2 separate regions of the Mus musculus genome follow, and region 2 is linked to region 1. Evidence: chromatin contacts called from ENCODE Hi-C or POLR2A ChIA-PET data. All regions are on one chromosome and are shown on one strand. Each heading gives the region's core, a stretch centred on a gene start or an enhancer-like site at or near the end of the contact. The rest is flanking DNA. Distances are from core to core; before and after follow the strand shown.

Evidence for each region. A loop is a pair of places that touch in the nucleus more often than their neighbours do. ChIA-PET counts read pairs that join two places held with the same protein, here RNA polymerase II (POLR2A).
Region 2: a loop to region 1 is called in a map of T-helper 17 cell, with 5 times the contacts of the local background. The contact joins the enhancer-like site here to the promoter of Jtb in region 1. A Hi-C loop is called at or near these places in 1 of 37 maps with a recorded cell type or tissue (T-helper 17 cell). POLR2A ChIA-PET finds 5 or more read pairs at or near these places in 1 of 5 experiments (Patski).

Annotation. Positions count from the first base shown.
Region 1 is chr3:90,228,990-90,233,908 of GRCm38, forward strand. It overlaps Jtb (jumping translocation breakpoint), which reads left to right and starts at 2,608. Exons shown (of 5, transcript NM_206924.2): 1 at 2,608-3,051; 2 at 3,206-3,243; 3 at 3,440-3,522. The coding sequence starts at 2,969.
Region 2 is chr3:95,022,187-95,027,019 of GRCm38, forward strand. No RefSeq gene overlaps it. Among named protein-coding and RNA genes, the nearest start is that of 4930481B07Rik, 9.1 kb to the left of the region's middle. Within about 2 kb of position 2,490, at least 1 of the 3 ENCODE cell types and tissues checked has a DNase peak (open chromatin) inside an H3K27ac peak, as active enhancers do.

The DNA.
Region 1 (4,919 bases), core at 1,358-3,857:
AGTGTCAGCCAGGAAGCCTCACAACACGAGTTCAGACAAGACATAGGGTCGGAGGGCACAGGCTGGCCCAACCTTGTAAAGAGCCAGGTGCTGAGTCACATCTACAACCACAGCACTCCTAGACGAGGTGGGAGGTGGAAACAGGAGAATTGCCAGGAAGAACATAACTCGGGAAAAAGATCCTGCCTTAAGGTGAAAAGAAACTTCTAGAAAGTTGTTCCTGGACCTCCACAAGCACACGTGGCACAAAAGCACTCACACAAACCCACACAACATAAAGATTTTTGAGACAGAGCTCTCACTTATGGGGGAAAACTCCTGCTTCCCCTTAAGTTCAAGGGCAACTTTATTAGGGTTAAATGTTTCCTGGGGCAGACGCTGTAAGATTCAGTGTAGGGCGGAAATGCTATTTTGTTTAAGTCTGCATGGACAAGCTGCCACGAGGTGGGGACAGGAGCGTTAGGAAGAGTAAGATGTCCAAAGTATTTGAGAAAACATGCTTAAAACAGAGATAGAAAAGGGACAGCCACACTTTTCTGAGTAACACAGAAAATCAGGTTAACTTCCAAAACGACACAGCTGTAGCCCTGTGAGATACTGCCTCAGTAAAGTTCCTTCCTTCCTTCCTTCCTTCCTTCCTTCCTCCCTCCCTCCCTCCCTCCCTCCCTCCCTCCCCTCTCCTTCCTTCCCTCCCTTCCCTCCCTTCCAACAAGGTTTCTCTGTGCAGCTCTTGGCTGTCTTGGAATTTGCTCTGTAGAGGAGGCTGGCCTTGAACTCAGAGATCCACTTGCCTCTGCCTTCCAAATGCTGGAATTAAAGGAATGTGCCACTAACGCTAGGCTCTAGATAAACTTTGGCACATTTGGTCTACCTCAAATCTGGAATTATTTATTTCTTTTTACTTCATTGATTTACTTAGTTTTTGAGATAGGGTCTTGTTTACTCTGGAGTCGACATGTAGGAGGCAAAGGCAGAGCTGCTACAGGCTGAAGGGCAACCAGTGCTCCACATTAAGACCCTGCCTTAAATTCAAGCAGCAAAAAGACAGTGACCCCCAAGGAAAATACCAGCTTCTTGTTTTGTTTTTCTAAACATGGTTTCTCTGATTAGCCCTAGTGGTCCTGGAACTTACTCTGTAAACCAGGCTGGCATCAAACTCAAAGATCTACCTGCCTCTGCCCCCTGAGTGCTGGCATTCAAGGGCTGTGCCACCATGCCCAGCAAGATTAACATCTTAGTCACATCCCAGGGAAGAATTTTTTTATTAAAAAAATTATTTCGCCGGGCAGTGGTGGCGCATGCCTTTAATCCCAGCACTTGGGAGGTAGAGACAGGTGGATTTCTGAGTTCGAGGCCAGCCTGGTCTACAAAGTGAGTTCCAGGACAGCCAGGACTACACAGAGAAACCCTGTCTCAAAAAAAAAAAAAAAATTATTTCGTGTGTGTGTGTGTGTGTGTGTTTGTGTGTGTGCTTTGGTGTACATCCTGTGCATGTCTGGTACCGGTGGTGTCCAAAAGAGAGTGTGTAACCTCCTGCAACTAACTGTAGGTTTGAGTCCCTGTGGGCGCTGGGAATCAAACCTGGATCCTCTGGAAGACCATCTAGACTCTTAACTACTGAGCCACCTCTTCAGAAGAACAGATTTTTTTCTCTCTCTCTTTCTTCTTTCTTTCTTTTTTTTTTCTTTCTTCCTTCCTTTGTTTCTTTCTGGACAGAAATTCAATTCTGTCATCATCTAATTCTGGCTGGCCTGAAACTTGCTATGTTTTCAAGGCTGGTCTCAAACTCTACCTACCTCCTGAGTACTAGGACTAAAGGCTTGAGCCACCACACCACCAATCGAGTCGCTGACAAGCTCCTAAATCTAATTCCAATAATACTTTCAATTTAAAATCTCTACGCTCTAATCAGGTAAAGAGGTGACAGGCCTTTAATCCCAGCTCTTGGGTCTTGAAGCCAGCTTGGTCTACAAAACAAGTTCCAGGAGAGAACTACACAGAGAAACCCTTCCTCAAAATAATAACAACAACAACAGCAACATAAAATTAAAAAATATAAGTATCAACCAACCAACCAAATAAATATTAAAAATCTGTGCTCTTAGCCTTGAGATCATTTCCTTATTTGTAGGAGCAAGGACGAGGTGAGAACTACTGAGGTTTTTCAAAGGAATAGCTCTGTGAAGCAGTTTCACACTCACAGAAGGGGAAACAGACACCGTTCATTTGCGTAGAGTCGGGTGGGAGTCCAGGGACAAGAGCAAGTTTCAAATGCGATGCAGTTTCTCTTCCCATCAGATTTCCGGAACCCAAGGTGTCAAGGATGGCCAGGGTGTTAAACCAGAAATGGGGAGGGTGTCACCTAATGGTGAGCCCAAAGTTTTGATGAAGGACCCAAGTACAGACAGAGCGGCATTTGGCCCCTTTTTATTCCTCCCGGCTCTCCTGGTTCTAAACAGACAAGCAGCTGTGTTATCAGGGAGAAGCGAACCCAGAACAAATGAGATCGCCTCTACCACCGGTCCCGCCGGCTCTGCAAACACTACAAGGACCACACTGCCGCGCGGCGCCCAGCTGAAGAGTCGCGTGATCCTGCGCAAACGCAGTGAGATGCAGTTGCCACCGAGTCCGGAACGACAACAGCAGCAAACAGACGAGAGCACCCGGGAAGAGTCGGCGTCGCCAGTGCCGGGACCAGGAGCCTCCGCGAGCAAGATGGCCGCTCCCGAGACCGAGGCCGAGGGGCACGGGCACTAGGTCCGGACCCGCGTACCCCTTTCCCGGACGCCTGCGTCCCCACAAAGACCTCGTGCTTCTAGCAAGACACCCGCATGGATTATTCTCGCTGTGGTCACGAGGCCGTTCCTATAGCGCTCTAGTTGGCCCAGACTGAGAACTCTGGCATCTGGCTGCTCGGAGCTGGAACCTCAGGGAGGTCTGCTGCAACAGGTGCGACCCTGACCGCTCCATGCTCGCGGGCGCGGGGAGGCGTGGCCTCCCCCGGGCCGGCCACCTCTGTTGGCTGCTGTGCGCTTTCACCTTAAAACTCTGGTAAGTGGGTACTGGGGAGAGGAAAGGAGATCGCAGGCGAACCCCATAGTCTACGCCCCAGAAACCAGGACACCTCATCCACAGACGTCCAAAGTGGGTATGCGCTGTCTTCTGCGAGCTCACTGTTGTTCTTACCCCCTTCCCCTTCCTGCAGCGAGGCAGAGGCTCCGGTGCGCGAGGAGAAGCTATCAGGTGGGTGATTGCCCGAGAACCCTGTACCTCTATGGCTTGTTTCTAATGTCTTTTTAGTATACCCAGAACACAGAAAAATAAGGTGCCACATGGAATGAGGGCAAGCACTGTGTTGGGAAGCTAGATGGGCAGAGCCTTTGAGAGAAATGTTTTTTGAATGGTCTTCGGCTGGCCGTTTTTCTCTCTCTCCTTTTAGTGAGCACTTCAACTTCGCCATGTTGGTTGGCAGAAGAGTTTGTGGTGACTGAAGAGTGTACTCCGTGTTCTAACTTCCAGATTGTGAGTATTTGGGTTGTTTGTTTGTTGTTTTGGTAAGCATTCCATTAATGGCTGGGCAGTGGTGGTGCACACCTTTATTCCCAGCACTTGGGAGGCAGAGGCAGGAGGATTTCTGAGTTCGAGGCCATCCTAGTCTACAGAGTGAGTTCCAGGACAGCCAGGGAGGGCTACATAGAGAAACCCTTTCTCGAAAAACCAAACCAAACCAAACCAAACCAAACCAAAAGCATGCCATTAATGTGTCTTTCTTCCTTTCTTCCCAGACTCTTAGGTTATGCTCAAATCATTTTTTTTTTTTTGGTCTGTTTCATTTTATGTATATAGGTATTTTGCCTGCTTGCATATGTATTTGGGGTGGGAGAGATGCCCTAAAAATCCAGAAGAGGTCATCAGATCTCCTAGAATCAGAGTTAGAAAAGATTGAGTTCCAATGTGGGTGCTGGGAATGGAACCCTGTTCTCTCTAAGAGCAACCAGCAACCAGTGTTCTTCACCACCGAGCCATATCTCCAGCCCTCATTTTATTTATTTATTTTATTTTGAGACAGTGTCTCACTATGTAGCACTGTCTGGTCTGGAACAACTCACCATGTAGGCCAGGCTGGTTTTGAACATTGTATTCGTTTTCTGTGGGTCATGTGCCACAGAAGTCAGAGGACAACTTTCTCTCTTCCCACCACATAGATGCAATTTGCTAATCTTCACTACAGATATCTTTACCCACAGAGGCATCTCAGCAGCCCTCAAACTTGAACTTAATTTCCCTCTGAAAATAGGCCTTTTCCACACTGATGGCAGTGTCCTGCTCTGTTCATAAATTTTTTTAATTTATTTTTTTAATTAGGTATTTTCTTCATTTACATTTCAAATGCTATCCCAAAAGTCCCCCAGACCCTCTCCACCTCCCCCCCACCCCCCTACCCACCCACTCCCACTTCTTGGCCCTGGCGTTCCCCTGTACTGGGGCATATAAAGTTTGCAAGACCAAGGGGCCTCTCTTCCCAATGATGGCCGACTAGGCCATCTTCTGATACATATGCAGCTAGAGACACGAGCCCCGGGGGGACTGGTTAGTTCATATTGTTGTTCTACCTATAGGGTTGCAGACCCCTGTAGCTCCTTGGGTACTTTCTCTAGCTCCTCCATTGGGGGCCCTGTGTTCCATCCAGTAGCTGACTGTGAACATCCACTTCTGTGTTTGCCAGGCCCCGGCATAGCCTCACCATAATTTTTAATACATAATAAATTCTGGAATTTCTCTTTATGTCGTAATTGTTCCTCCTTCCACCAACCACCTCCACCATCTATTAGCTCTGTGCTGTCCTCCGCCAGCTCTGGCTCTTTCTGGCCCGCAGGCCTTCTGTTTCTTGTTTACTTCTTCCTAATGTGCTTTTGGAT
Region 2 (4,833 bases), core at 1,240-3,739, 4.8 Mb after region 1:
CTTATGCCATTTTGTTTGTGAGAGCTCATAATCCCTTGACAAGGACTTGTCATTTGTTAATGCTGAGATGCTTTAATTTTATGAGTAAGCAACATTGGATACCTTTTTTTGTTTGGTTTGGTTTGGTTTTTGGTTTTTTGAGACAGGGTTTCTCTGTGTAGCCCTGACTGTCCTGGAACTCACTTTGTAGACCAGGTTGGCCTCGAACTCAGAAATCTGCCTGCCTCTGCCTCCCGAGTGCTGGGATTAAAGGCAGGCACCACCACCACTGCCAGGTGATAGAAACACATTGGTTTTCTCTGGGTAGAGAACTAAGTCATAGCAGGTAAACACTTCAGCCTCAGCACACCATACACTCCCTCCGCTGTTGTCCTCCATGCCTTCCAGGATCCACCCAACGCTGGGTGTCTTCACCCAGGCTCTGAGCTTTAGATCTTGGAGATCTCATTGTGATTCCAGTTACATTTTCTTGATTAAAAACTTATGTTAATGGCCAGAAAGATGGCTCAGCAGTAAAGAGGCTTGCTGCCAAGCCTAAGAGCCTCAGTTTGATCCATGGAACTTACTAGGGAGAGAACTGCCCCCCCCCCAGGTTATCTTCTGACCTCACATGTGTCACTAAAACACCCACACAAATCAATAAATGTACATTTTTAAGGTTTTGTGAATCATCTTTTCATTGTTCTTTTTCCTTTATTTTAATTAATTAATTAATTAGAGGCCCTGAACTCAGAGATCCTGCCTGCCTCTGCCTCCTGAGTGCTGGATTAAAGGCGTGCACCACTATGCCTGGATTTTTATGTAGGCCGTTTAAATTTCTTTTCCAAAGTGTTTTTCAAGTCATTTCCCCCATTATTTTATTGTTGTTTTCTTACTAGTTATGGGTGGTTTGGTTTGGGTTTCGTTTTCAGACAGGTTCCCATATATAGAAAAGATTAGCCTTGAATACCTCACGTTTTTGCCTCACCAGATGTGCTTCCACACCAGCAGTTTTAAACAATGTATTCTGAATAAAAGTCCTTTGTAAAGTGTAGTAGTTAAAGATGCCTTCTTTCAACCTGTGTGCATTGCCTTCCAACTATTTTAGGGGAATTTTTTGGTCATTATGTGTGTGTGTGTTATGTGCAGCGTAAGTGATCGTGGATGTGCAAGTGTATGCAGCTGTGTGCACATCAGAAGAGGGTGTCGAATGCCCTACTCTGTCACTCTGTGCCTTACTGTAAGAGCCAGGTGCTGTGGCACATGCCTGCAATTCCAGCCTTGAGGAAGTGGAGGCAGCATGATCTACATAGCAAATCTGAGGCCACCCTGGTCTATCTGAGATCCTAAATAAATAAATAAATGAATAAATAGACCATGCTGGTAATTCCAGCACTTGGGAAGAGAGGCAGGAGGAGCAGGAATTCAAGTTGACCCTAAACTATGTAGTAAGTTCGAGGCCATCCTAGGCTACATATAAGTCAGACTCAAACAATAAACACCTTACTTTAAATAAGTAAATAATAAAGCAAATGATTGGGTGATGTTCAGTATATTCACACTGTATGTAAACACTACATCCTACCAGTTCTAAAATATTTTTTTAAGATTTATTTATTATTATAAGTACACTGTAGCTGTTTTCAGATGCACCAGAAGAGGGTGTCAGGTCTCATGGTTGTGAGCCACCATGTGGTTGCTGGAATTTGAACTCAGGACCTCTGGAAGAGCAGTCAGTGCTCTTAACCGCTGAGCCATCTCTCCAGCTCCCTAAAACATTTTCATCACCCCTAAAGGAAATCATATCAAAGGCAGCTGGCAATCAGTTGTTTTTCATCTGAGAGTTGCCTGTTACATTTTTTTGGAGTCATACATTATGTGGTCTCCTGTGCCTGACCTTTGTAACTTTAATTTTTTCAAACCCTGTTTTTTGTTTTTTTTTTTTTCAAGACAGGGTTTCTCTTTATAGCTCTGGCTGTCCTGGAGCTCACTTTGTAGACCAGGCTGGCCTCAAACTCAGAACTCAGAAATCCGCCTGCCTCTGCCTCCTGAGTGCTGGGATTAAAGGCATGCGCCACCATGTCAAACCCTGTTTTTAATGATGGTTCCTAAATGCTTTAACCTCTCTTGTAACCCACCACCCACCAGAGGTAATGGAAAAGAAATGATACAGGAGCGGGGAAGGGGGCGCGGGCCTGTCTATAAAGGCTCTTTGCAACAACTCCTGTCTGTGTTGTCTGGAAATCAGCAGTTGAGTTCACAGGTCAGCAGGCAGTGGCAGCTCAATCCATTCGCAAACACCTCACAGATACACCAGCAGTCCAGTTCAGTCCAGTCAGGATAGCAACAGCAGTGACACGACCTAGCAGAGACAGCCAGGCTTCAGCCTTGCCATGAGTTAGCAGGAGAGACCAGGAGGAACACCAGGAGAGGCTGTGCCTCTCTCACGGAAGTGAAGATCAAGACAAAAGTGTTGCACAGCTAGCTGTACCAACAAGCCAAGCTGTCACTTGTCTCCTTCACCCCATGGAGTCCTATTTATACCCTCCAAACATCCCGTTTCCTCCACGTGCCTTGCCTCTGGATGGCTCTTGTCTCAGCACGTGCATCCAATCAGCTTGAGTCCTTGGAAACGACAAGAAGCTCGGCACACCACCAGAAGTTTCTTGGTGTGTTTCTCTGCCGGACCGTGGGTGGGTGGGAAAGAGGAGGGAGGGAGAGAGCCTGAGTCCTGCCAGAGTTCCAGTGCTCTGAGCCGGCAGACACGGGAGGACTGCTGGACGCTTTCCACGCAGTCCCAGGTAGGTATCTGGCTGTGTGAAGCCACTGACCCCACACAGCAGGTGGTGGACAAGGGGCAGGCCCCGGTACCAGGTTCTCAGTCTCCAGCATCCCAGGCTGGATACGGAGGAGCTGAGAACAGAATAGGGCCCCTGGTGTGGCATGGGAGATATGGGAAGAGAGGGCACTGGGAAAGAGGGGCGCTGGGTGGTTCCCACGCAGGTGAGAGTCCTTAGTCCGGGCCTTTATGATCAGAGACAGTCTGTGGTTTTAGAGCTTTGTTGTAGAAAGACGGGGAAAGAGAGAAGGTAAAAGAGGGAGAGAGAGACTGGCCATGGCCATGTGGAGAGAGGGGGTAAGGGAAGAGAGAAAAAGAACTAGAGGGTAAGAAAGGTGAAAGCTTAAGAGATCAGGAGGGGCCAAACAGCCCCTCTTATAGTGGGCTGTGTTATCTTGCTGTTGCTAGGTAACTGTGGGGAGGAGTCTTGCCAGAAGGCCAGAAGCTTGGGACATTGTCTACATGACTGATAGTCACACGCCTCTCCTATGGGGGCTGTGGGAGCAGTAACTTCGACAGAAGCCAGGGGTCCAGGAGACATGAGGGAACGCCTTCCATCCCATGTAGGTGGAAATTACCACCCATCCAGTCCCACCGGGGTTCAAGACCTCAGCTCAACTGGAGACCAGGCTGTCTGTGCATAGCCCATTGCCCTACATTTCTCTCTATGGCTTCCTGGCAAATACAGCTCAACTATGCAATGTAAGGTGGACCAATACATGCATGTCATTAGCAAAGAATCCTTCATCATGTGTTTGTTCACGTGCCTGCTTTAGCAGAACATCCTCTCTCCTGCTTCAGCGAACCGTTCCTTCACCAATCTGCCTTAGCCTTTCACCTGTGTCTGCTTTGATGAAATGTTCCCTCATGTGCTTGCCCCAGCAAAAACACCATCCAACCGACTTTCCAAAGAGCCCTTAAGTTTCCACTTCAGACCTTTGTTTCTTTTGTTCTCTCGTTTATTACATCCCAATTGCAATTTCCCCCCTTTCCTCCCCTCTCACCCAGATCTCTGCTTCCCCTTAAAAAAGAGCAGGCCTTCCTGGGATATCCACTGAATATGGCCTAACAAGATACAATAAGACTAGGCACAAATCTTCATGAAACCTGCATGTGACAACTCAGTAGGAGGCAAAGGATTCCAGGAGCAGGCAAAAGAGTCCGAGTCATGCCCACTCCCAGTACATCATGTCAGAAGGTACATGCAGGGGACCTAGCTCAGATCTCGTGTATGTTTTGGTTTCTTTTTTTTTTTTTAATACATACATATGATGCTCTATTTGCATGTAAGTCTGCATGACAGATAAGGGCATCAGATCCCATTATAGGTGTTTGTGAGCCACCATGTGGTTGGTGGGATTTGAACTCAGGAACTCTGGAAGAACAGCCAGTGCTCTTAAACACTGAGCCATCTCTCCACTCTCCAGCCTTTGTCTGACTTCTTTAGTGTACATACAAATAAAATGTTTTCAAGGTTTATCCAAGAAGCTCAAAGGTTTGGATTTATTTATTTATTTTGCGACAGAGTCTCACTATGTATGTTGACCAGGCTGGCCTCAAACTTACAGAAACCTGCCTGCTTCTGCCTCCCACTTGGAGGCACCACCACACCTGGCCAATACAAAGATGCTATGTTATTTTGTTATTATTGTTTTAGTTTTCAAGACAGGATCTCACTATGTATCTTAGAACTCAAGACACTGGGTGCTGGGATCACAGACTGGCACTGTGTCCCATGTAAAGTTAGAAAGTTTTTTTTTCCTCTAGGCCTTGGTTATCTTCTCATGTTTATGTTTATGAGCTATTATGGATTAATGTTCATATACCATATGAGCTTAGAGACCAAAGTGCATTTCCACCATTTGTTGAATGGCTACAGAGTTGTCCCCTGGTAGCCTCCGGTCTCCAACTCACTTCGAGAACAACCTTCTCCTATTCAGAGCATCCTTTCCTACTGCAGATCCAATAACTTTGTAAGCACATGGTCAAGCTTACTCCCTCTCCCCCACCCCTTT